Regions from separate parts of the Homo sapiens genome. Here region 2 is linked to region 1. A link is an interaction called in ENCODE POLR2A ChIA-PET data of the cell type or tissue named here. Cell type or tissue: Caco-2. All regions are shown on one strand. Each heading gives the region's core, and the rest is flanking DNA. Links, peaks and the distances in the headings are about the cores only. Region 1 overlaps ZMIZ1 (zinc finger MIZ-type containing 1). Region 2 overlaps ZMIZ1 (zinc finger MIZ-type containing 1).

Region 1 (15,164 bases), core at 4,301-6,800:
GCTCCCCTAGCACCCAACTGTGCCCACATCCAGACACCCCAGGCCCTCACAGGGCCACCCCGACAGGCACTCATTTCTGACTCTGCTCTCAGGCCAAGCAGTGCCAGGAGGCTGGTCTAGGCAGACCCCTTCCTCCTCTGGAGTGTGTGGGTACAGGGGCTGGGGGGACTTTGCAGCTGTCCTCTCCACAATAGGAGGCCTGGGCGGTGGGCAGAGCCCAAGCCCCTCCTCAGCCCCATTCCACTGTGTCCAGAAGGAGGTGGGAGACGGGCAGGAACTAGGATTCCTACTCTGGCTGATTTACTCAAAGCAGGAATGAGTGGTCTGACTCATGAGCCCTGAGAACAGAACTAGCCGCAGAATTGTTACTCTGCCCGGCTGGAGGCTGGGGCTCTGGGGCTGGACTTCCTGCCTGTAGACCCGTCACTGCTGGGTGCCCCAGAAATAGGAAAAGGGGCCTCCTCCCTGCCAGCTCTCTTGGGTCATCTCCCAGGAGGAAATAGCACAGGAAGCACATGACCACAGAGACTCACAGTCCTCGGACCGGGGGCAGTGACTACTGGGCCCCAGGAGACCAGGGTTGGCTCTAGCGAGACCACCGCACCATCAGTGCAGCCTCAGGGCCATGTGTGTGCTTCTGTAAGATGGGGCACCCCTTCTGGCCCGACTCACCCTGCTGTGGATGAGGATCTAACCGGGCCGTGGGAGCACACAACCTTTTGGTTCTCCCAGCCGTGTGGTTCTTCCTACTTCATTCAAACCTCCCAAGACCCAATTAGGACCCTGCCAAGGATTACACTACCTGTATTTTACAAAAGGGAAATCCAGGCCCAAGAAGGGGTGATTCAAACAGTCACTCCACAGGACAACGGCCCCGCCCACTGCTGGTACGCGAAGGCCCCACTTTCATGCCCATAATTCTGTGACATCATGTCTGAGAGCAGGCATATCCCCAGGAGACAGCTCTGTGCCTCCTGCCTGCCTCCCACTCCTAAGACTTGGTGCCAACCCCAGCTTCTTGAACCTCCTGTGTGACTGTGGGCAACTTCCTCCCGTCTCTGGCCACATGTAAAAGACAGGGGGTGGGCACTGCTCTCTGAAGTCTGTGGCCCCCTGAATCAGCCCTGGCCTCCAAGTGGGGTCACGTTTCTCAGGGCGCAGGCCAGTCTTGACCTTGCATGACTTCTTCTCAATCTTGCAGGTGATATGGGGTGAGCTGTCTGTCTGCACACTTGGGGTGGACTGCCTCTCCACACCGCTAGCAGGGATTACAGATGGAAGGGGCTCCAGAGAGCTCACCCTGTTGGGCTGCTCCGTTGATCAAGGCCAAAGCCCAGAGAGTAGAGTGGATTCGCTGAGGTCAAACAGCCGATGCTTGCAGGACTCTGAGGGTGACAGGGTCCTAGGAGAGTGGATGGGTGGGGAGCACCCTGTGGTCTCAGCTGCTGGGGCTGCTGAGGGGCTAGGCCTTCTCCTTGGTTATAGAAAACATCACTTCTGGGGCATTGTGAGTTGGACTCTGGTGACCCTGACAGCTGACCCCTGGAACCTACATCAGAGAGGTTTTCCTTGGGGGAAAATCTCAGTCTCCGGCAGACTGATGGTATTGCTGCCTCAGCACCATCAGTAGCAAGCTGAACTGAGTTTCAGCTCCTCCTGAGTTTTCTAGATCATTCCCATGTTCTGCTCCCTGTACCTCTATCACCATCACTTGTGGGTAAGAAAGGCCAAAAAAAAAAAAAAAAAGAAAAGAAAAAAAAGGAGTTGTCTGCTGGCGCTTGGGCTGCGAGTGACCCTGTCCGTCTCTGCTGCCCCCACCCCCGGTCCCCACACAAGCTGAAGCCCTGTGCATAGGGAGGACTGGCTAGTTGGGTGGTGCAGGTGGCCTGGGATCTGCAAGCAGGCTCCCGGCCCAGCTCACCCTGCCCTACCTGCTTCCCTGTGCTGGGCAGGTCCTGCCTTCTCAGGTCCTGTGGTCCAGTCTGGCCTGAGAGAGGGCCTACAGCCTGTCCCTCCCTCTAGGAACACTCCTCGCACGCCCGCCCCCTCTCCCCAAGGGCTGCCCGGGTTGTCAGGAGCTGGGAACTGGGAGCCTCGAGGCGTGTGAACTCACCCTGGGAACTGAACTCCAGGGAACCTCAGAGCCGTCAGGGCTAGTTTTGTCAGTGCTGTTTCCCAAACCGGTTTGGCCATGCCTCACCCAGTGGAGGCTGGGCAGGATGCATGGACCCAGGATAAGACGCCAGACTAAAACCCCAGCCCAGAAAATTCCCTGCCACCTCACACTATCATCTCTAACTCAGGGGCCATCAAAGACATCCCAAAACAAGCTCAAGAGGGTGTTGTCCACAGAAAGGGAATGCCCCCCTTTCTTTTTGGGGGTACCCCAATAAATGCTTCTGCAAAGTGCCCCCTTAGTCCTACCATGCACTTTTAGCTGAGAACAGCTCACAGGAGCTGTCACCATGTACTGTGCCCTTGTGAGGGGCTGGCTCACATTTCCTCGTTCCTCAGACCCTCACAAGCCCCTCCGGAGGTGGGGTAGTCACAGGTCACAGCCCCTATCTTGGAGAAACTAGATACTGTGCCTCAGTGCACACCTGAGTATGTGGCAGGCCAGGGCCAAGGCTGGCCTCTGTCATCTTACCCTAGGGATAAAAATTTGCTGGCGGCAGGGCAATGGCGGAGGAGCTCTAGACCACCTCAGTAGGAAATTAGGTAGCACTAATAGCAAAGCAAGCGTGCTGGAGAGGGGAGAGGTGCCCTGAGAAGGGGATGGGTGGTTACAGTCCCTGCATTCAGGGCCCCAGCAATGGGCCTCAGTCCTCCCTCCCCCAGCAATAGATTGAGGCCAAGAGGTACCCAAGAATGCACCAGTGTCCGTGGTGAGGCGTGAGTGCCAAATGCCTCTCGACCTCCATTTTGCTCCAAGGACCTCTGGGCAGGAGAGAGGCAAGCTCAAGAGGCAAGGTGACAAGGTCAGCCTGCGCAGGGAGGTGAGGAGGCAGTCCCCAGGCTGGCCTGGGTCAACAGTCCCACTCCATCTGCAAGGTGAGAACTGAGCCACACCCGCATGCCCAGGAACCACGGAGCCTGCACTCCAGCTCTCATTCCAGCAGGAGCCACCCTGAGCGCCTGCTTTCCATTCCGCATGTAATTTTTCCTCGGGGCTAAACATCACTGCCCGTTGCTGGCTCTCAGGGAGATGGAAGGGTAAGGAGGGGTTATGTGAATCAATTTCTTCCCTGCATAATTTACTTTTCTGAGGAGGTCCCCTCCTTACCCTTCCCAGGTGGGTGTAGGCAGTTTAGCTGTGTCCTCTCCCACCCAGCATAAGAAGAAGTGGTTGGAGTGAGGCTGGGCCTTCCCTAGGGTCAAAAAGACCCTGGGGTCTACACATCATGGCTGTCCGGACTTCACAGACGGCAAGAGACCATGTGTTTGAGCACCGAGAGACCTTGTCATGTACTCCCTTGATTTGATTTGACCTCAACCCTTAGTGTCCAATTCCAAGCCCTTGGTTTTTCCTGCCAGTGACAACCCCCAGGACCTCTCAAGTGGCTTCATTCCACCCAGCCTGGGCTCATGAATCCAGAGTATGGGCTCTGTCCTGGGGGCCCGGTGCTGACACTAAGCCTTGGGGAGGTGGTGAGCCTAGGGCATCACTGTTTATTACAAAGAAAACACCCACAAATCTTCCCAAACCTGAAGAGTGACTCAGGAGACCTGTGCCGTGGTAACAAGGGGCAGGAGAGGAACTGAGATGGGCTGCGCTTTGCTGGGTGACTCTGCTGACCAGACTCTACCATCTCACCTCCAACCATTTGCACCCCCGACTCCACCCCACCCTTCCCTGCTTACAGTGCCTGACTGACTTGGTTAATTGCCAAGACTCTCAGGTTCCTGATGCAAGAAACTCAGAAGGCTATTCGTTCCTCTAACTCTGAGCTAGTGCACCTGAGGTCTAAACCCTGCAAAGACCGAAGCCACGAGGTCAGGCTCCACGCCAGCTGTGACCACTCTGGAAACACGTGTTGTAAGCTCAGGAGCGCATGGCACCATCTCTGTCACTGCGCCACTGCGCTGGCGCATGCAGTGGTACTTACGCGCTCCCTTCTGACCCTGTGCTATGGGAGATGACAACCTTCAGATGGGTTCTCGACCCAAAACCTGTTGTAGGGTTTTCCCTCTTATCCATTCATCCAGCAGAAGCAGCTGACGGCTGGCACATTTCATGTTTCTACGTCTTGACTTCCTAATCGGTCGTTCCATTCCTTTTCCGAGAAACCCAGAGTATGGAGGCTTGACAGCCCTGGAAATCACATATGCCTGGCTGTTATTAAACCTCTCCAAGTCCCCAGCAGATTGCCCAGTGGATGCCCACTGGCTGCCCAAACACCAGACTGGTCTCCATTCATTGCTCTGGGCCCTCCTTCCCAGCTGCAGGGGTCCCTGTGCATTCTGGAGAATACATGTCACTCTTTTAGCATGCTAGCTACCGGTTTTAGTCGTGCACAAGCACACGCCGTTCAAGACAACCTGAGATAGGGACTGAATTTATAGAACACTGAGGGGAGGGAGGAAATGAGAGAATTTCTCTTTTTGTAGAAGATTCTTTACCTGATGAAATGGTTCTCTGTGAGGTTTCTTTAAATATCCAGTTGCCTTGTTGCAATGAAAATCAAAATGGTTTATAAGAATGCCATTTACATCTGGTGCTTCCTGGCTGCACCTGTTACTCAGTGTAACACACTTGGGGTGATGTCTGGATGGTGCGGTCCCAGAGCAGGGCTGAATGATTCACTGCAGCCTGGATCTCCAGGCCAGGGATTCTCAATCTTGCCCATGCATTAGAATAATCTGGAAGGCTTGTTAAAACACATGCATGTTGGGCTCCACCCCCAGTGGGGTTTCTGATTCAGTGGGTCTGGGGTGGAGCCAACGAATACATTTCTAGCCAGGTCTCAGGTGCTGCTGATGCTGCTGACCTGGGGACCCCACTTTGAGAACCACTGCTCGAGACCAAGGGATGAGCTCAGTGCCTGCAAGATGCAGGTGCTCTGTTACTCCATGAACAAGATGAGGGGGGAAACATTCTTTTCTCTCCCCTTCTGGGTTCAGGACATAAGCAAGTTCTTAGGGCCAGCAGAAGCATGTGCTTGGCAAACGTTCGCTGATACTGCTGTGGACCTCCCCTGACCTTTGCATTCAAAGCTCTGGAGATTTGACCCTGAGCTCTCTCTCCCTGGCCTATGAGACAGGAGAAAGGACTCTTACAAGGGTGTCAGGCACATGGAGCCCTGGCTTTATCTACTAGTTATGAACTATGTGATCTTGGCAGGCGTGTGCACCTTGGTTTCTTTGCCTGCATGCAAACCTATCTCACCTCGGTGCTCTAAAGGTGTAACAAGGTAACCTTGACAGTGGCTATGGATGGAGAACTTGATTCAGACCAGGCACTGTTCTGAGCACTTTGCATGTGTGGTCTAATTAAAGCTTCTACTCTGAGAGGGCATTGTTGTCCCCTGCCCGGCATCTCTCAGCAACACCACTTGCTGGTGTCCCTCAGCCCTCTGCCTTGGAGCCTGCTTCACAGAGTGGCTGTAAGAACTGAACTAGGTCCTGCAGGCTCCGCCTCACTGCCGGCTCTAGGAAGCAGCCCCAGGTAGGCGAGGGACAGACAGCAGCCTGGGCCATCTGCAGTTCAGGCCAGGCTCCCTGTTTCTCTTCCAGAGCAGCTGGGGGAGGGAGCCGTCATTTGTTTAGGCCTCTGCAGTGTTTAATCAGCACGCAGCTCTCTCCCTCCTCCCCCTCCAGCGCCTGCTCTCTCCCTGCAGAAAACAGCTCTCTGCCTTCTGCCTCTGATGGAGGCCATGAAAAATTAACACGGAATGTAGGGAGAGGGAAGGGAACACCGGGTAGGGAGGGGCATTGGAGCTGGGTGACCAGCTGGCCTGAGCTGAGCGCGCACCAGTTGGGCAAGCACGAACTGGATGGGCCTCTGAGGGGCCGGCCGGGTCAAAAACCCGACCACCCGGCGGGGCCACAGGGTCTTTCATGACGCTCAGCCTGGGGGTCTGGAGCACATCCAACTACCCTTGGGGGAGCCGGAGTGCAGAGTCTGGGCCTTTCTGGGGTCTCGAACCCCTGGAGAATCTGAAGACAGGGATACAGTCTCTCTCTGCCCTGAAGAGAGCCAGGTCATGCAGGGACGTGTCCTCGGGAAGGTCAGCTGCAGGCTAGGCAGAAATGAGACACGCCTCCTTTCTCTGTTCATTTTCCTGACAATCCTGTGGAGACAACTACCCTGATTTGATAGGAGGAAACTAGTGTTCAGAGAGGTTAAGAAAACCTGCCCAAGGACAACCAGCGAAAACAGCAGAGTGGGATCTATTTAGTTTTAATTAATACAATTACTTTTCATTTACATAAGTACTACACAAATCCATTCTCCTTATAAAGCTAATGTTTCCCCAGCCTCCAAACCCAGTTTCCCCATCACATCCGATGATTCCACCTCACCGTTCCATTTCTTCACTTTGAAATGCTATTTTGAAGAAGTAATTAGAAATATACAGAAGCCGAATAAAAGGCGTGCATTGAAAAACAGTCTCCTTGACGCCTCCCTGTTGCCATTCCTTCCAAAGGGGAACCACTGCTGGTGGCTTTGGGTTTTTCCTTCCAGGGTTATTCTATCCTTGGCACCTACCAGAGACTTTGCCACCTCTGCCTGGAAGGTTCTCGTCCTGGACAGCCACGTGATTCACTCACCCCCTCATCCTCATGCAGCCAGAGTTTCCCTGACCTGACCGTTTATGAATTGTCGTACCTCCCCACCACCGACTCCCTCTATTTTCCTCCCCTGCCTCATTGTTCTTCAGAGCACCTATCACCACCTGCTTTTAAAGTCCTGATTCCCCTCCCTCCATGCTGGAACAAAAGCTCTACCAGGGCTAGGGTTCCCATGTGCTACATTCGCCAGCACATCCCCAGTGCCTAGAACAATACCTGGCACACAGGTGACAATTAACACTGATGGAAGGCAGGGCACTGCAGGTACACAAAGCCTGGCAGAGTATGCATGCTGTTTTGAACTCAAACTCACTGTCACGCCTGTGCCTCTTTCATCTTTTGTCTCTTGCTAGGACACAGCCTAGTCTGGGGCACACAGCAGACGCTCAGAGCTCAGAATGACCAGACCGGAAACGTGACCCTTACCTCACACCACAGACCAACAAAAAGTCGAGGGGAGTGGAGAGAGGGGGAGCAAAACAACATACTGTCTAGAAGGTGACAGAGGAAAGGCTGGGCGCGGTGGCTTACACCTGTAATCCCAGCACTTTTGGAGGCCAAGGCAGGCAGATCACTTGAGGTCAGGACTTTGAGACCAGCTTGGCCAACATGGTGAAACCCTGTCTCTACTAAAAATACAAAATTAGCAGGGCGTGGTGTGAGCCTGTAATCCCAGCTACTGGGGAGGCTGAGGCAGGAGAATCACTTGAACCTGGGAGGCAGAAGTTGCAGTGAGCTGAGATTGCACCACTGCACTCCAGCCTGGGCAACTGAGTGAGACACCACCTCAAAAAAAAAAAAAAAAGAAGGTGATAGAGAATATCTTCATGATCTGGGGTTTGGGGAAATTCTCAAGAAACACAAGCACTAAGCATTAGGGAAACTTGATAAATTTTCCTATGGAAGAATGTCCTGCATCCCAAAATACCCCATTAATGGAGTGAGAAGCACAGGGTGAGGGTGAGTCTGCATGGAACAGAAGAAGCCACACGGTGCACGATGAAGCCCTGTTGAAGGGTTCTGGGGAGTTGGGCTCCTCAAGACTGTGCAGCGACCCAGGAAGGCTTCTCAGGAGAGGCAGAAGGTGACTCCCTCCCACTCCTCCCCTAGGTCTGGCCTCCTCTCTCTTCTCCTCCATGAAAAACCAGAGGCTTTAAGACAGACAGGAGAGCTCCAGCCCCCCCTTCCCTGCCCCACGCAGAGATAACCAAGCAAGAAAAAACAAATTAAACAGTCCAGGAGCCGGGCAGGGCCTTGGGAAGTTTGGCTCGACAGGGCAACAACATTTAACAAAGCTCACATCATCCATCACTTGGGCCCAGTCATTTAGATACTGGGCATTTGATTAAACTAATACGGGCGGCTGGGGCGAGGCATGGCTGGGCGCTTCCTCCCCTCGCCTACAAATTAGACCGTCACACACAATCCGATTACCTTGACTGCCACATTTATCTTGGGAGAGGGGCCATCCATCACTCCTCAGCAGCTGGCTCTGCCCTCCCCACATTAGTTCTATCAGGAGGGGAGTGAGTTCGCCCCAAAGTTTCAGCAGACCATGTTCAGTCAGTCATTCCTTCCATCACCCACTCCAGATACTCACCCCAAAGTGCCTGCCCTGGGGCAGGCCTTGGGCTCAGCATCAGGATGCAGAGAAAACAGTCCATGGCCTTCAGACTCATGGAAGGCTCATGAAAGGGGAGCTATCTGGGCTGGGCTTGGAGAGCCTAGAATGTTGGTGCTGAAAGCTATGTTGCACTGATGGGCACAGGTTTATGTCCCACTTTGCCTCATCCAACTGAGACCCTACGCATGACAATCACCAACCATCCTCAACTTCACACCTATGAAATGGGATAACACAGTACACTGCTGGCCAACAGAATTTCTGCAGTATTGGAAATGTTGATTTGTGCTGCCCGAAACAGGAGGCAGGGGCCACATGTGCTACTGCACATGTGTGGCCAGTGCAACTGAGGAGTTGAGTTTAAATTCCATTTAACTATTTTCTTTTCTTCTTCTTCTTCTTTTTTTTTCTTTTAAGACAGGATTTGGCTCTATCCACCCAGGCTGGAGTGCAGTGCTGCAAACATGGTTCACTGCAGCCTCGACCTCCTGGGCTCAAGCTATCCCACTGTCTCAGCTTCCTGAGTAGCTGGGACTACAGGCGTGCATAACCACCCCTGGCTAATTTGTTTTGATTCTTAGTAGAGATGAGTCCTCGCCATGTTGCCCAAGCTGATCTCGAACTCTTGGGCTCAGGCAATCCTCCTGTCTCAGCCTCCCAAAGTGCTGGGATTTCAGGCATGAGCCACCGTGCCCGGCCCATTTAACTTCATTTCATTAAATTTAAGCTCCAATTAGCACATGGGGATACTGGCTCCCACGCTGGGCTCTGCAAATCCAGTTTCTGACTACCTTCTTGGGGTTGCTGTGAAGAGTAAGCAGGCCATCCTTAAAATGCCCAGGACAAAGCCTGGCACATGACAAATGCTCAACAAAAGCGAGGTCCCTTCCCTCTGGGTTCTGAGACCAAGGATGTAGGGCTATTGTCTGAAGAGCCCTGGACTCAACAGCAATCACCTTTGTGGTCTCATAATACAGCTCAGAGTTAAAGACGGTGCAAACCATAAAGTGGCAGGGATAGAACCTGAGTCCAGGTCTCTGTGGCTTGGAACCCCGTCTTTCCACTGGACACCTGGCTCCCCAGGAGATAGACAGCAAGAGCAAAGGCTCCAGGATGGGGCCTGGGGAGGGCAGGTCTGCCTGGCAGGCAAAGACCAGCAGCTTCTTCCCTGAACATCACCATGGTCTGTGAGGCCTGGCTTCTCTTCCAGATCAGTCACCTCCCAATGCTAGCACCTCCCAATGCCAGGCACAGGGTCACCCCAAAGCCTGACCCACCCCAGCTCTGCAGGCCAAGCCCAGGGCAACACCGATGTTCCCCTGACTCAGGGTAGAGCTGGGGCAGCCAACAGAGTTTCTGGTTCCAGATACACCAACTCTAGATGGTGCCCAGTCCTAAAGCTTTTGCAGAGCAACCAGGACAGCACAACTGAGGCCCTCAGTGGCACCAGGTGCAAAAGACCTCAGGGTCATCCGGCTTCTCCTGCCTTCCAGGGTGTATTAGCAGAGGCTCAGAGGCTGGCAGACAGGGGGCAGACCAGCTGCTGTCACCAGGAATCTGAGGGCTCTGGGGTCCCCACAGTGGTCCTCAGTCCCCTCACTAGGGACCCACCCATCCTCTTACAGGGCTGCAATGGGATGAGCGGAGTTGACATGTGAATAAACAGGTGAGGACGGAGCATGTGCTCACTCGGGCTTGCTTAATTATTGGTGTTGTCTGAGGTCTCAAGGCAGGTCAGCGACAAGGTGAGACCCCAGTCTGTCTCATGTGGGTCTGGGGAGGCTGTAGACAGCATCTAGGAAGAAGCACTCACATAGAAGCCTGAAGACGTCACTTTTCACTGATGGGCTGTGTCACCTGGAGCAAGCCATGTCACCCCTCAGGTCTCCCCACCTCTTTTTTATTTTCTTAATGGAAAAACTAGAGCAAAATCACAAGCATGCACAAACCTTTCTGTGAGGATCAGATGGGGCATGCCAAAGCACTTATGACCTGGATATGGATGCCTGTGAGGGGATCTGACTGTGTCAGTGGGTGGGCAGGCTTTCCTGGTAACTTCAGAGCAGCCTGACCCTGGAGAGAAATCACCTCCCAGAGCAAGACATGCCCCCTGTGGAAACAGCTGGAGCTTAAGAGTCCAGTCTTCAGACACTCAGAGGGGTCCTGCTGGCAGGGCATTTCTTGTGAAACCACAGGCTGGAAAGGAGCAGACCCACCTGTGATCCCCTCAGCATGTGCTGCAGGGGCACCGGCAGGCTCCCTCCCTGGAGTGGCCGCCCTAGCCCACCTGGCTTGGACTGTGGCCTCCAGCTGGTCTGGAAGGCTGGGAAGGATGCAGGGCACACACTGCAGCTGCAGGAGGGAGGGGGCTGCTCTGGATGGGATGTGGGAGATGCTGGCCAGAGTCCACCGAGGGCTGGGAGATAGTGGGGAAGGCTACTGTGGGGTGGGTGCCAGGCCAGGAGCATAGAGGGATGGGGTGACATGGAAGAGCCACAGGTGAGATGGGAATGGAGAAAGGGGGATATTGGGGAGCTGAGGAGGCCCCCCAGAATTCCCTCCATCAGATTCACCCCTCTGCCGGCCAAGTTCGAAGGCACACTTAGCCACTCACACATTAGTATAAATGAGTTTATGACAAGCTGTGCCAAGACGGGCAGGGAGCAGTAATTGAAGGGAAAATCATGGGGAGGAAGGTGGCAGGCAGCTCTCCCCAGCAAGAGCCTCCTCAATGCCAAGGAAGGGGCCCTGGGGGGCTCCCAGTGGGGACCCTCTGCCACCAGGACACCCGCATTCCCCCCATCCCTTTCCAAAATACCAAAATGCCAACACTCCTTTGTTGCCACTTAAACCAATTTGGGGGTAATTCTGCAGGCAATTGTCTTCCGATTTACAATGCGGCTCTGTGATTGCATCCAGACTGATGGTTCAGGCTGTAATTGTATGGTAATCACTTCTGTTTATGATCGATGCGGAAATCACTATTGTTTTCCAGCAGGCTTGTTAAATCGAAAAAGTGCAGGGGTGGGGAGGGACGGTTTATTTCTGTGAGTTGGAGCCCCGGGAAAATGAAATTAAGTAGAACAACTCAATGTGGGGGGTGGCGGGGAGAGGTGGCTCTGATGGCAAAGGCACCCTCATGAGCTCAGAATGCAGAGACAGAGATAGGCAGGAACACAGAGACCCTGAGAGACATGGAAGGTACACTTGGAGAGCACAGAGAAATAAGAGGGGAGCGGGCAGGGACGCTGGTGAATGCCCGGGCTCAAGACAGAGATGGTTAGGAACGCAGATATACACAGAGGTGCCCAGACGGACTCCACTCCTCACACCTGCAGAGAAACTAAGCCACAGATATGCTAGGGGAACCCCCTTACCTACTCATACCCATGCTTCAGCAGACTTGCTCACATCCATTCCCGAAGAAGGGTGGGGGCAACCCAGGTGCCAGGTGGCAGGCCAGGCACTGCCTGCCCCTCAGGGCTAGAGCCCGGCCTTCCCCATCTGGGATTTGCCTGCCTTCTTCTCTCCCCTGCCCTGAGGCCACCTACCTGCCGCCTGGAAACAGGGTGGCAGATGGCACCTGGGGACTCAGGTGGCAGGAGCAGGGCAGTGTCGTGAGCTCAGTGGCTGCTGTGGGGAATGAGGGGAGCTGCCCACCTGGCAGGCAGAAACCCGAACCTCCTCAAGGCCAGAGGGAATCGGCTTGGGCTGGGTGGAGGGCAACGTCTCCCAGGGCGGCCACAGGCATCCATGGCACCAGAGGACCCAGCCAGCCCGGGCTGGAGGCCCACAGCCCTGCGGGGTGCGAGTAGGCACCAGCTGTCGTGGGCAGCTCAGGGAGACCTTGAGGCTGCAAGAGGTTTGTTTCTTCAACCACACGCCCTTCTTCCCCAGCAAGAGTGGATGGGGGCCATCGGGCAATGTGCTGAAAATCACGACTGCGGTGAAAGGTATCAGGTGTTTGGTTTTGAAAGCCAACAAGGCCGAGGTCCCTCACTCAGTCGGCTCTCCCTGCATTGCCTGGCACCCTCACCCACCAACGCCCCCGCCCACCTGTCTAAACTGCCCTTCAAATTTCTCAGTTTTGCCTCACCCCAGGAAGGCCATCCCCCACCCAAATGGGACCCATGGCATGGAATATCACGCTGACTGCAAGGCAGGACTTGGTCACCCAGACCTGCCTGAGGGGTGGCCCTGGCTCTAATTCCTGTGGTACTTTTGTGAGCTTTAGTTTGCTTAGCAGTGAATAGAGACCAGCGGGCCAGGCCCCATCGTGGGTGGATCCCCAGTTAGAGCAAGAGCAGCACTCGGCAGCCTCCCCATGGGACCCTGCCTGGGCCAAGGGCCGTCCAGCCCGGCTTATGGGGCTTCCCTAAACCCAGGGCACCCTGACTCTGCTTCTGTGCCCTGCACTGATGTCCCCAAAGGCAGCCAGGGCCCTGGGATGGCGGGCAATGACCTCAGTCCACTCCCTGAACAGAGAGGACCATCCCCAGTACCCTGCAGGTCCACTTGGGGTTCTGGCCCTGAACTTCCCTAAGACTGGCCCTCAAACAGGCCACCCTGAGATGTGCTGGGCCCTGAACAGGGGCGCCCCTGGCTGCCTAATTAGGGGCTCAGCAGGGCTTGCTAGGAAGCGGCTGGAAAACCTCAGAAGTGGAACAATCACTCCTAATTGGAGTTCTAGGATTCAGCTTAAGAAAACAGCCTCCTTCTCTCCCAGGGACTTTGTTTCTGAAGTATATACAAACAAGTGATAGCTACTCAACATTAAAAACAAAGTTGGCTGAAAATAAAAATTTAAGCTACAATTAAGTTTTCTGAACGGAGAGGAAAACCCCAAGGGTGGGGTGCCTATGAGTGAGTGTGTGCATGAGTGTGTGTGTGAGTGTGCGTGTCAGCATGTGTGTGTGTGTGTGCATGTACCTGTGTGTGGGGCCATGTGTGCAGGCCCATGCATCCACACAGGGCATGATGGACACTGAGCAGATGGATATCTTTGGGGTCACAGTCATCCTTCCTTTGCTCAGGGGCCTCTCACAAAGTCCTGGATCTAAGTGAGCCTCCTGCGTCTGGATCCCAAATTCCCCAGGGCGCTGCCAGGCAAGTGGATACAGGACCTTGCCAGTGCCCTGGTGGACACTGAAGCCTCGGACTTGGAAGGTAGAAGGCCAGAGTTCAGGCCGCACCTCTACCCACCAGTCCCCCACACTCCCTGACCCTCAGTTCCCACCCCTTGCTGGGTGAGGAGAAGCCACTGCATACGTGGAAGGCTTTTCTGGACTCTGAAGCACTCTAGAAACGCCCAAGACAATCCAAGACGGCACGGCAGGGAGGGACAGTGCAGGTACCCGTAAGCCCCAAGGGGATTGGAATGTGTCAACACATTTACACACCCAGTTCCCCATGTGCCCCTCCTATGTCACAGACACACTCCCAACACCCAGTGTGTTTGTAAGCCTGCACAAACTCACAAGTACACTACCCTATATCCAACAGCCATTCAACTTGCAAACGACCCCCACACGTCCTAGTGGACACATGCATGTTCAACTGCATGTTTATCTGATATATGCACAAAGATGCAAAACCCAGGCAACATTTGCAAATGTTCTGTCTTATATTTCTCTTCATCAACACATAATCTCTGCAACAGGCTCAGCCCTACTTCTCACCCAGATGCATGTCCGGCCCCGCACACCCACTGCCTTCCAGCCCTGTCATCTTAATTCTGGGACTTTTAAGCTCCCAGAGGGGAGGGGATGTGTCTTTTTTCACCTTCCCCACAGTGCCTGGACCAGAGAGAACCCAGCTCTTCTTTTGTTCATTCACTCATTCCAAAATATATTACATGTATATGTTGCCTATCTGGATGCTCACCATACAAACTTGAGCGAGCTATAGTCATAGTTATGAACTTGAAGAAATGCCACATTCCTGCACATACCAAGGGCTGCACTAAGTGCTGTACTGACGGTGCAGTGTGCCTAGTAAGGGTCACAGGTGCATCTGTTAGTAAGGGCACGGGCAGGGGGGCGTGCATCCAGGGTCCCCAGCAGATGCCTGCACACACTCACACACTCAGTGGGCAGCCTACATGGTGACTCCTGTAGCTATAACAGACCTGTGGGTGAGGGTGTCCCCGTTTTGCAGAAGTGGTAACTGAGTATGCTGCTGGGTGGCAGAAGGACATCTCAAGCACAAGATCACTTGGGTAGGGTGAAAGCAAGGCTTCAGGTAGCAGGTGCCCAAGACTGGGGAGGTGTCCAGGGAAGTGAGTCTCGGCCAGGTCATTTCAGAGGCTGGTTTCTATTTAGGTAAGAGCCCAGGGGGTACCATGGTGAGGGTGTGGTGGACTACACACTCCTGGGAGAGAGGAGGGGATGACCAGGAAAGCCACACCTGGGAAGAAACCCCAGGGGAGAAATCTTCATCCCAAAGGCTGTCACCTGAGGAGAAAGATCTTATCCAGGTCACTAAATGTATTTATCTGAGAAGGTACACCGCCATGTAAAGCTCTGAGAGGATTATGGGCCCCTGGTAGGCCTGATGCTGGGAAGGCTTAATTCTAGGCAGGGTGGGTACATAGGCTGGGTGGGTACAGGAGCCTGCAGGAGCCTGCCTCCTGAGGCCCACCTGCTGTCTACGGGTGCCCTTGGGCAGCAGCAGTCGAAGGAAAAGCAGGGTTCAGGGAGGGTGGAAGACCTTCCTCCATTTCAAGGGCCAAAGTTGGCCTGGACAGAAG
Region 2 (15,164 bases), core at 5,761-8,260, 57 kb before region 1:
ATACAGAGACACACAGACACACACATACACACACAGACACACACGGAGACACACACAGACACACATACAGAGACACATACACACACACAGAGACACACACAGGGAGCCCTGCTGACACACACAGACACACATAGAGACACAGACACACATACAGAAACATACACACAGACACACAGATACGCACATGGAGACACACACAGACACACACACACACACACACACACACACACACACACACAGACTCACATGGTCTTCACCATGTCTGGCTGCCCTTCCTGTCTTCCTGGATCAATGTACCCAGGTGACTGAGCCCTACTGTATAAGCCAGGGGTCTATACACTTTTTCTTGAAGGGCCAGATAGTTAATACTTTAGGTTTTGTGGACCAAGAGACAAAATTGAGGCTGTGATGTAGGTACTTATACAATCATTTAAAATGTAATCACTTAAAAATATAAAATCGATTCTTAGATCAGGGGCATAAGAACAGGAGCCTGGCTGGATTTGGACCCCAATTAGTTTGCTAATCCCTGGAATAAACTAAAGGGGCCCCTGAGGCACCTTCCAGCAGACCCTTTTCTCTTACCATTAGTGAAGAAAAGGTCTGTGCGGTGGGGGCAGTGTGTCTATGACCTCAGCTTGACCAACCAGATGCTCTCTGGCAGGAGGTGACACCTAGACAGGGGGGAAAAGGTGGAATTAGTCCGTTCTTTCCTATATCAGTGCCAGATAAGGCCACCAGTTCCTGCTGACAAGCCTGTCTAGGGCAGGCTCCTGTCTGTTCTGAGCGTATTTTCCATTCTTCCCTCCACCTTTCCACTCACTCACATCCTACCAACAAATACCCTTTCTCCTTCCCTTAAGGTGATCAAAATAAGCTTCTGTTGCTGGCACCCAAACCTCCCTGACTGACAATTACACTGGTAGTCTCACTCTGTCCAGCCACAGTGGAATCTTCTGAGCATGCATTCTAGGGGGTCAGGGGCCCCCAAAGTGCTCAGGATTCTGGGTCCCCATCACCATCATCCCTGGGATGGGTGATGTGGTCCCAGTCCCTGACCATACTCAGTTTGACCCTGGAGTCTCTGAGTCCCCAGGTGGACACCAGGCAACTCACGCCTCTCCTTGGAGTAACATGGCCTGGCTGGGAGAAGGGCCAATTGCCACTAGCCCTGTTCATGTCCACATCTCTCTCACAGCCCTTTCGTGAATCCATCCTGCGTCCATCGGTGCATCAAGTGCACCTTAGGCGTGGGTCAACCAAACAGTAAGGGGTTGCATTTGTCAGATGTTTCTCCAGAGGCTTAAGCAGTGCCCGGTAGAGACCCAAGTCAAATGTGGGTCTCTGTGAAAGGGGATTCACTGGCTCATGTAACTGAGGAAGACACAGGTGTGACTGGGATATGCTAGCACCAGGATGGAAAATGCTAGGGAAGGATTCTGATTGGTGCCTGCATCCGCAGACCAGTCACTGTGGACTGGCAGGCAGGGCTGTGTTGGCTCCCAGGGGATTATGTGGCAGAGACTGGCTGTGGTAGGTTGCAATTGTCTACCCTGCAATTTTCTTTCCGTTATTCACGGCAACTTGCAATGTGATGTTGTAGCTGTCCCTATCAAGAGGAGAAGTCTGTTTTCCCAGGCCTTGAATCTCGGCTCGTCTTGGGACTTGTTTTGACCAATGAAATGAGGCTGAAGTGATGCTGTACAATCCTGAGGCGACCATTTGAACAAGCCCAGGGAGCCTCACTCCAGTTAACTGCAAGCCAGCTACCAAATATGCGAGTGAGGCCATTCTAAACTAGCCTGCCTGCTGGCCTCAGACACGTGAGTGAGCCCAACTGAGATCATATGAGCCTGGCCCAGTCGACAGAACTTCTCACTCAACCCACAGTCTCAGAGGCAAAAATGAATGGTTGTTTTAGGCCATTAATAATAAATAGCTGTTTGTTCTGCCGCAAAACCTAACTGATACACTGTCTAAATGTTCATTTGAATCCATGGGAGCTGATAACAACTCTGCCTTCCAGTTCAAAATGACCAGGCCAGGGAATGGACACAGAACCCAGCTGGAACAAACAGAATCCTTCCCTAGGACTCTGTCTCCTGTCTAGGCACATAGCTGAAGTGCCTTTCCCTGGATCTTTGCCTTCTCTCTGAAGACCCTCCCTGCTACCTTTGTAGTTAGGTGTAGCTAACTGAAATTGTAGGTCAATCACAGTCATGAGATTGAACTCTAGCCAATAAATGTGGGCCTGGCCCATAAACTTACTCTCTATGGGATACTCCTTTGGTTTTCCTCATCTGCCAGCTGAATGCAGAAAATTTTAAGGAGAGCAGAGCTACCAGATGAGAAGGACCTGGGTTAGTGAATGACCACATAGACAGCGTCCAACCAGGGGCACCCACATTGGGCTGTGACATGGGCATTGTCTTGAGCCACTGATAGTTTGGTGTTTATTACAGCAGCATGGCCTGGCTCACATATCAGAGAGGGGCAGTAAGAGGCGCAGAGTGATGCTCAGAAGAAAGCGAGTACGGTTCCCTGAAGAAGGGAGGGGTGACGGGCAGGCAGGATGTTAAATGTTCACTCCAGAAGGAAGTTGTGAGCCACCTCGAGTGTCAGGCTACAAAACCAAACCACAGAGAGTCTGGGGAGCTGCCAAAGATGGGGCCTGCCGTCTCTGTGATGTTACCAGCAGCACTCTGGCTGGGCTGGTCTGTCTTGCCTCTCAGGGAAGACACTAGCTCCAGGGAAGACTACTAGGTGCCGGGTGGTGAGGGGAAGACACCGGGCCCTGGGTGACAAAGGGAAGACGCCAGGTCCTGGATAATAAGCAGTAGTAATAGGAAGAGAGGGTTCCCAAGACCACAAAGCTGAGACCCTGTTTCTGTTTGACATATATTTCCGTTGTTAACTGACATCCTTTTAGTTAAAAGCTAGAAAGCTTCTTTTGTTCTCATGACAAGGTTGACATAAGACTTAACTTTTGATATAAGCAAAGTCATAAAAAGAAAAAGGGAAATCATGCAGCCTGGAGGGGAGGGAAAAAGTCAAAGGCAAAGACTGAGCCTAGTAACAGAGATCCACTGAGAGCAGGGGAAGAGGCAGGTCAGGCCTTAGATCCAGCCGGGGCCACAATGGCACCTGCAATCTTTGTGCCTCAGGTCAGATTCTTGACTGGGGCAGGGGTAACATGATTGGTCACTGGCCAGCTAGTCCTTCGCGACACGTGTCCCTCCTGGTCTAATGGGCTGGGGTCAAGGGGGGTTTGGTCATGTGGGTCAAACATGTCTGCCCTTCTGCAGCGGCAGATGGCAGTTTCCAGGGAAGGAGGATAAGGGTGCACAGGCATTCCCAAAAGTCTAGAGTGGCATTCCAGGAGGAGGGGCAGACATTGGCAAAGATATGGGCATGAGAACAGGGTAGTGTGTTATGGTGGCCAAAGACAGCATGTTCAGGGCTGGGGATGGTGGCAGATGGGTCCGGTCTTGGGATCTGCAGACCATGGGTATTTCTGCTTTAGGCAGGGACTGGTCTCTCCAGCTAATCTAGAGGTATAGAACTTGGTGGTTAAGCTCCAGAGTCTCACGGGGCTGGGCTGCATTTCAGTCCCGCCACTTAAACCAGCATTTGGCCCTGGGTCAGAGGTCAGGGACTGGGGACCACTGAGGCAGATGCAGCTCACACCTGGACTTTATTTAGGCCATAGGTGTCTGTACACATTTTTGTTTGCTTATTTGCAACTTTTTTTAAAAACCTGCATTTCTAGATTCTCTTGGAAAATCAGAAGTCTAGCAACAGCTGGGTCTGCATTCTCACCTGGCAACAAACACCCAGAGAAGCAGATGCCCCTTGGTCACAATCAGTGCTCTCTAGTTGTCACACTCTCTGCTTCTCTCAGCTACCTGCCCATACTTGTGCCCTTGCATCATTAGCACTCAGCAGCAGCTTTTGGTTCTGTTTTGTTGAGCAGAGAAATACTTTTTTTGCAGCCAGGTGAAGTTGATTTATTCACTAAAGGTACTGCTATCCAGAAACAATCTGTAAGAGTGAGAGAAGCAGAGTAAGGAGGGGGAAGAGATGAACAATGAGAGGGGCTTGGAGAAAGGCTGCCCTTGGCTGGATCATGGAGCAAAGACTTTGGAGCATAAGCCAGATCCTTAAGGCAAGAGGGCAGGCACTTTGTACTCTAGATTAGCCATTTTTTGTGGGCCACATCCAGAGGGTGGAACTTCCCAGGTGAGACAGCTCTGGTCACCTCAGGGCAATTCTCCAGAGAAAGGGGGCTGTGGGCTGTAAGCTGTGAAGAGCCAACACTCACGGCAGCCAGGGGAGGGGTGCCTTGCCCTGCAGAAGGGATTTGGGCAGGGTGCCACAGCGTCTACTACAGCCCACCCCTTGCACTGCTCAGATCCAGTCACTTCTCACATTAAGTTTATTTTATCTGCCTATTGTTGGGAATGGGGGTCATTGATTTAGGATGTATAGGACAACCTGAAGGATAGCACCCCATATCCTTCACACTGATGAGGTATTGCCTCCCAGTTGGTACCTCAGCTGTGTCTTTAAGAGGCAACTCTATCCCCTATAGACTGGCAGATTCTAGATGTTGTGAAATGTGTAAGGACCAGTGGATTTCACAGTCGTGTGCCCACTGCCATGCAGCAATCATGGTGACTCAGCTCTCTTAGTCTGCAATGATGTCAACTGAGGGCCTATGTCAGTGAATCAGACTCTTGGTGAGCCATAGTGCCAATGGCCTGAGGCTCCATTGGAAGGAGAAGTGAATTCATACCTAGAATATGCATCCATCCTGTCTGGGCAAATCACTGCCCTTCCCATGAGGGAAGGGGTCCTACATAATCAACTTGTCACCAAGTGGCTAGTTGGTTTCATCCTGGAATGTTATTGTATCACGGGCTCAGCTTGGGTCTCTGTTGATGACAGGTTGGGCATTCAGCAGTGACAGTAGCTAGATCAGCCTTGGGGAGAGGAAGCCAAGGCTGTTAGGGTTATATATAACTTCGTCATTGTCACCATGGCACTCTGTTCATGAGCCCATATGGTGCAAGGACTGGTTGGAGGATGACGAGTGAGGACAGAGACTGGCTGACGTCCACTGGCCGAGTCATCCTGCCCACTTGGTTGTTTGGTGTTGCTTCTGCAATGGATGCTCTTTGGTGAGTATTGAAATGTGATACGTTATCTTCGTACTTTTTGCCACTCTCAGAGATCCACAGGCCTCTTTCCCAGTCCTTTTTGTCTCTGATAGTCCAGACTTGTTTTTCCCAGGCCCCTGACCAATAAAGAGCTAAGCCATTCACCACTGCCCATGAATACGAGTATATCCTTATTTCAGGTCTCTTCTCTTGCCGTGAGATGACCAGGTGCTTTGGCAAAATCTCTGCCTATTGGAGGGATTTTCTCTCACCAACATCTTTCAGGGCCACCCTTGGATGGCACTGTAGTGCAGGCTCAGTCCATTTTTGGCTTACACCCACAGGCCAAGTCAACCCATCTGTGACCCAAACTCAAGAATTTCCCTTCTCTGTCAGCTGGTCATAATAAACATTTTTTGTGAGAGGCATTGGTATGACAGTCCTCATCCCAAGTCTTGGTGTCTCCTTCCCTACCAGGGGCCTGATTTGGATATAGGAGACCTCCCTTGATGGAGAATTCAGCCTTTACTCAAGTTCTGCTGCTTTTCCAATGAGTCCTCTGCCTGATTGTCACTCCATCTGCCCTCTGGCTGCAGAAGGTAAGCGCTTTCCAATGCTTCCTGCCAAGAAGTTTCCTCTGATGCGCACACTCTAAATTGCCAGTTAAGATATTTGTAACTGTAATTTCCTTTCTTCAATGCATTGGTGACATTTAGTAATAGCCACATTTAGCAAGTCCATAGTCTTAATAGTTATTCTTTGCCCATATCTCTCAGATGCCGGATACATTGCTGTGGCTGTGTAGCTCCTTCACCTGTGTCCCATCCCAGTTCACCACAGGTGCACACTGCTACCCAATTCCTGCCACTAGTGGTGGGTCCTCATTGTCATCTGGTCAGTGGTACCTCTCCAGCATCCTATCCTCAGAGCCTGCCTCCCAGACCCATTCCCAGCACCCACTGTCTTCGATCTGGATAGGAGCAGAGCATAGGACAGGCATGCTGATTCCATGATTTATTGAGGGAGTGATCTTGGGAGAAACCTATGAGGGAGGCAGGCAGAACAAGGAAGGGGAGAGAGTGGAGTTAGCATGTGGCCTCAGGTAAAGTCTAGCCCTGACCTGACCCACAGGGAGGATTTGAGAGCACTGATCATGCCCCAGCCAAGAGGCCTTTTATTCCTTGTGGCAGTCAATTTTGGCTGTGCGCTGCCTGGCAGGGGTGCATGTGTGGGGATAGGGGGCAGGTAACCTGTCAGGCATGGAGGTTTCTGTGAGCTGAGGGAAATTCTCTGATAAAGGGGCACGTTCTGGGCTGTTGGCGGCCAACACCCGTAGCAGCGGCAGGATGGGTGGGCCAGTCGGTGAAGAAGATCCTGATGAAGCACCACAAGTACCTAGTTACCATAGGAACCTGCGGAGAAGACAAGGAAGGCACAGAGGGATGCCAGGAAAACTAAACAGATGAAAGAGGAAGTTGTCATGGATTCAAGTGTCTTCATCTCTTTTCTGTTGCTCTAACAGAATACTCGAGACTGAGTAATTTATAAAGAAAAGCAGTTTATTTAGCTCATGCTTCTGGAGGCTGGGAAGTTCAAGATTGGGTGGCTGCATCTGGTGAGGGCCTCATGATGCATTGTAGTATGGCAGAAGGCATCATGTGGCGAGGAGGGCAAGCGCGTGCCAAGTTGGCTTTTATAAGAGACCTACTCCCATGATAACCCATGAATCTGCCAACTCATTAATCCATCAATCCATTCATGAAGGCAGAGCCCTTATGACCCAAGGGCCTGCCTCTTAGTACTGTTACACCGGGGATTAAGTTTCACCATGAGTTGTGGTGGGGGGGACAAGCATTCAAACCATAGCACCAAGAGAAGAGAGCTTCAAGGAAGAAATGGCAACTGTCAAGTGCAGCTGTGAGGTCCAGTCTCAGAAAGCAGCGTGGATCAGCAACGAAGAGGCCATTGGTGAGCTTGCAGGAGAAGTGTCAGAGAACTGGTGGGGCATGAACCAGGCATATGAAGGGTGACAGAGAAAGAGAGTGGGCACTGGCAGTTTTGTGGCTGAGAAGCCTGCATGGGAAGGAGCAGAGACTGGCCATCAAGGGGTGGAGCCCAGACCAAGCTGAACCTTGCAATGCCAGAGCCTGGGCCACTAAACCCGGGGAGGCGGGAGGCAGAGGTATGGGGAGGGTTAACGGGCTGATAGAATGAGACTCCTTGGAGAAGAGAAAGGGGTGATGGTGTCAGGGGCTGGGGGAGGGGTAGCCCCAACTGGGGAAGGGACACCACATCCTCTGGGCCTGGGTGGAAAAAGATATGGCCAGGGTGGATGGAGATAGGTCTGTGGGTAGCAGCAGGGACAGTGGGGAGCTGGGTGAGGGTAGGGTAGCCTGCTTAGAGCGAGGTGGGCGTGGTTAGCAGGAGGCTGGAGCAGAGGAGAAGGGAAATGGGGGGCCATTAAACATTGAGTGCCCTTAGCATTCAGGGAGGCTGGAGACCCCAGTGTATCCTGACATCGACCTGTGGGGCTGAATGAATTTCCCCAATAGCATCCCATGGCCTTACATGAAGACAGTCAGTGGATTCAGGGTGGAGACTTTTTGCAGTGGGCTAGAGGAAGAAGAGACGTAAGATGATCCACAGTGTGTGGCCCCACATGCTGGGAGGCTGAACTCTGAACTGTCCCAAGCCAGGGCCCCCACTGGGCTTTTTAGGTGGATGTTTCTGGTCCAGGGGTTAGGCTCACAGAAGGAAGTCACCCGTCTGGGGAGGAGTTAGCTGAGATGGGGCCGGCCAGTCTCCATACAGCCTTGTGGGGCAGCCACAGGCCTGTATCCCAGGTTCAGAGTCTCCAGCTGAAATGCCAGGAAGGTTTGCTTATTATCATGAAGTTGGGGGAGCACACTGCCCTTCCTCCCTCCCTGCTCCCCTGCCCACTTCCTGCCTTTAAGTCAATGGCATTCAAACTTTTTGTTTTCAACCACAACCCACAAATAAGAATTAACATCATGACTCAGCAGACACACACACACACACACACACACACACACACACACACACACACGTTTCTTGATAGAATGCTACCCTTTACTTTGTAGGGCACACTCCTGATATTTTCTACTGTATTCTCATTTGTTTTATTAAAGTGCTGGTCCAGCCCCACCACACTGCTCTAAGGCACAGGGAGGGGGGCATGTCTCCTACGGGAAGTTCTCCCTCAAGCTAACTAATCACCCTCCTCTCGGAGGGGTGTCTGTTCAGAGAGAGTCAGCCTGTCCTGGTGATGCTGGCAGAAGGCAGTGCCTGCAGCTGAGCAGTGGCCGGTGGGTGTTCCATTATTTAAGGTAAATCTTTTCTCCTCCTCACCTTCCACCTCCCTCCAAAAGGAGAAACTCCAGCCACCTCGGAGAGGCCCCAGGAGCAGGGGGCTTCTAGGCACCCAGCCCCCTACAGGCAGCACCCTGCAGCCTCCCCCACACCGCCGGCTCCTGCACACACATGCCCCTCACTCTCCTGACACCCGGATACATCTGAGTGGAGATCTCTGGGGTGCCGGCCCGGCCCTTCTTCCCTCTGTGGACAGTCCCTGTGGAGGAAAGGCCATGACAGCCACATTTGCTTTCCCCCTAAGGTGAGGCTGCGTGGAGGGAGGGCAGGGACTGGCTGCGGGGCTGTGTCAGATGCATGTTCCTAAAACTTCAATCGGAGACACATCAAGTGTTGTCAGTTTGTGTTGGTGCCGAGGCTGGAAGGATGGTTAGAACCATGGCCTGGGCAGGGGCTATCGTGAGACAGTACCCCATGTAAAGCATGCTCACGGAGGAGGGAAAACCCAAGCTTCCCTAGGAGGGGAGGGGCAGGTGTACCGAGAGGTGGAGGCCAGGGATGCTGAGATGCCAGCAGGGAGCCATGGGTGCAGTGAATGCTCACTCTCCATTGAAGCCACACTCCTGTGTGCTCTGAACAGCACCCTCTGTGGCTTAATATGAATAGCTTCCTGCTACTTAAACCCAGCATAATCCACAAGGGACCATCAAAGATGGGACACTGTTGCACACTCTGAGTCACATGCCACAGGGGCCCCTAGCACCCTGCAGCCACCTGGCCCTATTCAGCCACCCCAACTCCCCCAACCATCCGGCCACACACTGCACTTGCCCCACCAGGGACTGGTTCCAGGGACCCCCATGGACAGGGGTTCTTCCAATTCAACACCCAAACCACCTGCCTTTCTTTTTTGTGTGTGCAGAGGGTAACAGGGCGGGGGGTGTGGTTTAAAACAAAAGCAAAAACACCCAAACCACTCCTTAACATCCACAAAATAGCTAATTCGCCAAACCTTTGTTTTTGTCAATTTATTTAGAAAAAAATTAACATGGGCAAATGAGATACCTCAGTGTTACAACAGAGTATAGAAATGTCTAGCAATAGTCAAATAATTTGATCTTTAAATACAAAATAACCACATGAACACCTAATATACAGGTTTCATCTGAATACATATTTATTAGATAAATATTAGAGGTTGTCACATCATCTAACTACATACAGCTTTGCAAGACTAGAAATCACAATTAGTTTTTTGACCAGTTTAAAGTATGAAATGATTGCATTGTACATACGATGTACAAAGACGATGATGGTTTCTGTGGGAGTTACTTCAGGCTGCACTGGTGGGTGTGTTTATGTGTGTACGTGTGAATCACCTGTGATCATGATATCAAAAATTATACAAAGTATGAATTTGGTTACAATTTTCTTCTGAAATCCCCGTTTCTTTTCATTATTTCCATAGCACCCTAAAAATACACAGGTGGCAGGACTAGTACACTGAAGCTAAATAGTACATGTAGGTAAAATAAAAACAGAACAAAAACCCCTTTCCACTCAGGGTCAGAGTATATTACATGAGCGAGAGAGACAGACGTGGAGAACTCACAAATGCTATAACCAACAGGATCTAGTTTTTCCACGTGATGGAGTTCCAAGCTTTTTTTTTTGTTTTGTTTTGTTTCGCAAAATAAAAACAATACACATTCCAAGAGAAATGAATGCATCTGTTGACACGTCTCTATTTCTCATTTACATATGTACACACGTCCCTTGAGTCGCTGCTGTTGACACGGCCCTGTGTGGACGGGTCAGGCCCGAGGCCCGTCGGGAGCAGACCTGTAGCTCTCTGGGGGATCAGGGCTTCCATTAGGGAGAAAGTATTAGCAGTTTCTTAAAAAATAAAATGGCTACACGGAACATGATACATGGATAAAGCTTCAAACCAAGAAGATGGGGGTGATTGCCTGTACTTGGCCCTTCCCGCCTGCCTGCTGGCTCCCTGTCCATCTTGCGGAGTGGCGGCAGAAACATGCCTGTGGGCCGGGTGGATGCTTGGCATGGAAAAGTGGCTTGCAGAGGCCTCGTTTTTGCTGAGGTTACTTATGGCTCCAAGTAGTCGTCCGAAAGGATCAGGGAAGGATCTCTCCAGAGTTCAGGACCATCTCTGTTTATGGGCGTTGTCTACCTGCACCTGTCACAACCTGGGGCTTGCTCCCGCCCCGGATGCCTCTGCACCTCCCTCACACCCTGGCCTGGCTCCCAGAGCACTCCGGAAGAGCTTGTCTCCAGACTGCAGGCTGTAGGCACCACGCACGGTTCAGAGCCAGCCGGAAGGGAAGCTCTGGGCCGAGCTTGCTGGTGGAGGCTTGCTGGAGAGGGGACCCAGGAAACCCGCCTCAGGTGCTGAGCCCAGAGATGGTTGCAGGAGGTGCCCGGGGCCTGGGCTGCAGGGAGCATCTCGACTCTCCGCACTGGAAAGCCGTGGATCCACCTGTGAGCAGAGTGTGGACACACCCTGATAAGAACCAGAATGAATCCCAGGCCTTTCTGGGGCAAAGTATCAACGCAAGAAGCAAGAACTCCTAAGGAAGGCATCTGTAAGTCTGTCTGGAGCTTAATTCCCAGATGGTCTGACACAGGGCGTGGCCACTTGCCAGGCCACAGACACTGGGCAAGGGTGGCCACATGCTACCTGGCGTTGGCTTGTCCCTGCCAGCTGACTGAGGGATGGCTCTAAATAGCGGGCTGCCCGGTCTTCCAACTCCCAGCACAGCCGCCCATTCTGTTCACCCCTTCAACTGTACAAATAGCCCTGGTTGCTTTTTTTGTTTTTGTTTAAAAAAAAAGAAGACTCGGTCTTTGTCATTGAGTCCAGGTATTTTAAAAACACCAGCAAAGGCTATAACCAGGTCATGAAAATGTTGAATATTATCAAAGACGATACTAAAATATTCACAAAGATATTTACAAAAGCGATTCTTAAAATAATTGATTTGCATACTGAACAACACGCTATTTGAAAAAACCTCGACAACGGGACAAAGGAAGAAAAGGGGCCGGGGCAATGGCAGCTTTCCTACAGAAAACCTTGTGCCGTCTGGGACAGTGACTGGAAGTCAACAGCTGGGGCCACCTTTCCGGTAAAACCCACAGAGGAGAGCTGGGGACCACCCACAGCGGACGGGAGAGCAGGAAAGGGCCCCAGGCAGCAGCCGGGAAGGGCGCAAAGAATTTACAGATGGGACCCCAGTGACGGGACAACCTGGCATCACCCTAGGCCATGTGGCTCACGGGGCACAGACCAGCCTGAAACAAAGTGAACACAGGACAGGCTCCCCAGGAGGCCCTGGAGAGTGGTAAGCCAGATGGAGCAAAGCGGTGGAGGGAAGGCCAGAGGCTGCTTTTGCTTGAGTGAGCAGGAGTTTGGGTGAGATTGTGATGGTGGAGGAGTGCAGGCAGGGTAGGCTGGCAGCCAAGGGCAGTGTCTGGGGCAGGCCCAGAAACACGCCCCCCTCCCCCCCATGCCTGCAGGTACATACTGGTGCACATGTCCATGGCCTGGGCTGCAGCCGGGGGCAGCTTGGAGCACAGGGACAGAGGGAGGGGCTGGACAGACACCATTGCCCTGGGCTCTGGTTTCTGCACCTCCCCGGCCTTTCCACGCACTGCCCTTGCCATCTGATTGGACAAAGAGAACTAGGACAGAGGGAAGTGGGTGTCCCACGGAAGTCTTGGAGAGGTGGCAGGAGAGGGACTAGGAGAAAAACAGAACAGACGGAGAGAAATGGTTTGCTTGCTGTCCAAGAGCAACGTTCCTTTTCTCCAGGTGACTTCATAGCTTTAAATTGTTGCTGTTTAAAAAGAGAGTGGCTTGGAGCAAAGTTAGAAGTTGCCGCTCCTGTTTGCTTCTGACAGGTTATATGCCCGCGCCCCCCAACCAAGGGCACAATCACTTTGGTTGGGTGTACACCTGCTCTCTCTGTTCCCCAAGCCTGGGCCCTGTCTGAGCTTGGAGGTGGAGCCTCAGGGACGTCCTGGCTCAGAAGATGTCCTGGCCCTCTTCCCCACCAGTCCCCAAGCAGGAATGGCAGACCCCCTCTCAAACACAGACTCTTGTCCTTTTTCTCTGCTTTCTGAGTGTGTTTATGGGGTATCTTGGCTTATAGGTCAGGGGTCAAACCGATGACCCCTGGCCCCCGAGAGACGTTGTCTTTCCCAGAGGTTTGTGCTTTTCTGTGGTGGGTGGTGGTGGGTGGGCTGGTCTCACTGCCACCAACTGCCAGTGCTCCTCCAAGGCTCGGGGCCCATGCTGGGGCCCGGGGGCCTTCTCAGGCTCCACAGTCACTGGAGGGAGGCTCTGGACCAGGAAGCAGGGAGGCAGGGTTACAGTCTAGAAGATGGAAGAACCTTGGGGACACTGGAAGGTCATCTGGAATCGGCACACGCGGAGGGACCGGGAAGCCGCATCAGCGTGTGCCCTCTTACCGGGCTGGTTCCTCTCGGGAGGGTGGTCTTCAGGCCTGCGCTGGGCATGGGCCCAAGCCAAGGGTGTGGAGGTGGGACGTGGGCTCCAGACCCACACAGCCTTCCTGGTGCACTGGTGCACCCTCCCTACCCCTCTGTTCTGAGAGGGCTGCAGCGGGGGAGGGCTCCCCGCCCCACAGCCCGTGGCTCTGGTGCGGGGCGGTCTGAGGGCACAGGCTCCCAGGTGGAAAAGTGTGTTGGGTAGGTGGGGTAGGATGCAGAGTGTGGAGGGATGGCCCCGACCGGGTGGCCCTCAGTTGTTCTCAAATAGAGACAGGAGGTCATCGTTACTATTGCTCGGCAGGTCGGGGGGGTCCAGATAAGACAGGAGCTCGTCAGGATTTGTGAGTTCGGGAAGGAGCTGGAAAAGAAGGAGTAATGAAGTTCAGATGAGGTGTGCCTGAGAGGCAGGCCCCGGGTGAGGAATGCAGGGGCGCCCTGGCCCGTCCCCCTCCACCTGCCTCTCAGGACCCTAGCCAAAAAAAGGGGTAGAGAACAGCCTTGGGCTTGGGCCTGCCAGGTATCCCCACACATACCCCGGCCACTGCACCGAGTGTGGGGCACCCCCATGCTCATTTCAAGCCTCAGGATTGGGACCCGCAGCCCACCAGCTGAGGCCTGAGCAGGGCTGACCCTTTTCAGGCATGGACTTCAGCCCTAACCTGGGAAGGCCCCATGGCAGGTCACTTGGGCCTCCCAGCTGAAATCACATGCTTCACGTGTAAGCACAAGGAGGTGGGCTGGTGGGAAGGCGGGAAGGCGAGTGGTTCCTGCACCGCCCCCAACCCCCCAACATCCCTCTTCTCAAGGGCTCGCCACTCCTTGGTGAGCCTGTGGCTGGCTGGCAGCCATCCTTCCCTGTGGCCCCGGAGGGGATGCAGACTGTCTCTACCCTCTACTGAGATATCCTTGGAGTCTGTCACATGGGGAGCCTCATGCATCTAAAAGCAGCCCCACTGGCCTGGTTTGAGGGGGAACACTGGGCAAGGACCTGAGATGGCTGCACAGTGAGTGAGTCCTAGCTAGCACAGAGCTCCTCTGATGCTGCAGGGCAGAGGCTGACAGAGCAGGGCTGGGGGTGAAGAACAGGAGGGGCCGAGGACAAGCCTCCTCCCGGAGTCTGGCACCAGCTCTGTGTAGGCATGGGCGGGGCCGGTGCTCAGTCCCATCCCGCCAGCCCCATCCAGCAGCCCAGCCCCATCATCCAGGGTGACCCCCACCATCTTCCAGACCTCAGGGTAGGAGCCCTGGCACCTCTGCTGCCCATGATGGCCTGCTGCCCCTGGCTGTGACCCAAGGCTGCCCCCTCTGCCCCCACCTTCTGTCACCCACATGGGGGCCTCTTGGAGTGAGCGATGGAGCAAGCAGAAGCAGGGCATGGACAACACGCGGACAAGAAAACTGGAGACAGACACACACCAGCGAGGCAGACAGACGGCCTCTCCCTCCAGCCCTCCCTGCCCGGGCCAGAGAGGCAGACACAGAAACCGCAAGCTCACCATCGGGGGAGGGCAGGGACCCTCCTGTGCTGCGCAAGGGACCCCGCAGGGCTTGGGTCAGAAGGTGGGTCAGGGCTGGGGTTCAGGGCTATGGCCAAAGGGACTGGGGGGACAGGAGCCAGCAGGGTGGGGACCCTCAGTGGTGACACTTCCCCATCATGGGGCTTCCTGGTCTGGAGCCAGGTCTGGGTGAAGCCCTCCCACCGCCCACCCACCTCCTCCCTTCGGGGCCTCGAGCCCTCACACCCACCCCTTCTCTCGGGCAGGTCCCGGCGCCAGGCCTAGCCCCAGGCCAAGGCGAGTGGCGACCCCAACTTACATCCAGCGAAGGCTCCGGCATGTCGGACGCTCCCTGCGCTCCGGCCTGACCCTCTAAGGCTGAGGAGGGGTTAAAGGTCAGGTCGCTGTGTGGATGGCTGCTGGGAGCGGCCTGTGGCGGCTGCCGGGGAGGCTGGGAAGGAGGAGGAGGAGGAGCCCCACTGTGATGTAATGGAGGCCCTGACTGGCTGCTGGGGTGTGGTACGTGCAAACCTTGTTGTATGGAGGGGTGGGGCTGGTCAGAGCTGCCAGCGTGTGGCATCTGTGGAGGAGGAGAGAGCGGGAGAGAAGAGAGGTGAGGTGAGGAGGCACGGCGATGATGCCTGGA

The links. Peaks named below come from ENCODE experiments on the same cell type or tissue, not always from the same donor. Only the 100,000 strongest peaks of a DNase experiment are listed, where the experiment ranks them.
Region 2: POLR2A ChIA-PET joins it to region 1 with 14 read pairs; 5 of 35 experiments call an interaction of 5 or more read pairs at or near these places.

The regions. Positions count from the first base shown.
Region 1 is chr10:79,252,051-79,267,214 of GRCh38, reverse strand. All of the region lies in intron 7 of ZMIZ1 (zinc finger MIZ-type containing 1), which reads right to left. Among named protein-coding and RNA genes, the nearest start is that of PPIF, 88 kb to the left of the region's middle. RefSeq lists a cis regulatory region at 269-1,125 and enhancers at 562-1,521, 1,888-1,937, 2,480-3,439, 5,569-5,863, 9,226-10,221 and 1 more. In Caco-2, for the core only: no CTCF peak of the experiment used is centred there; a DNase peak (open chromatin) is centred at 5,727.
Region 2 is chr10:79,310,858-79,326,021 of GRCh38, reverse strand. It overlaps ZMIZ1 (zinc finger MIZ-type containing 1), which reads right to left. Exons shown (of 25, transcript NM_020338.4): 24 at 14,838-15,098; 25 at 9,503-13,380. The coding sequence ends at 13,273. Among named protein-coding and RNA genes, the nearest start is that of PPIF, 29 kb to the left of the region's middle. RefSeq lists cis regulatory regions at 7,707-8,207, 7,829-8,329, 7,847-8,347, 7,906-8,406, 7,817-8,419 and 13 more and enhancers at 7,114-7,689, 8,279-8,338, 12,485-12,984, 13,742-14,242. In Caco-2, for the core only: no CTCF peak of the experiment used is centred there; no DNase peak of the experiment used is centred there.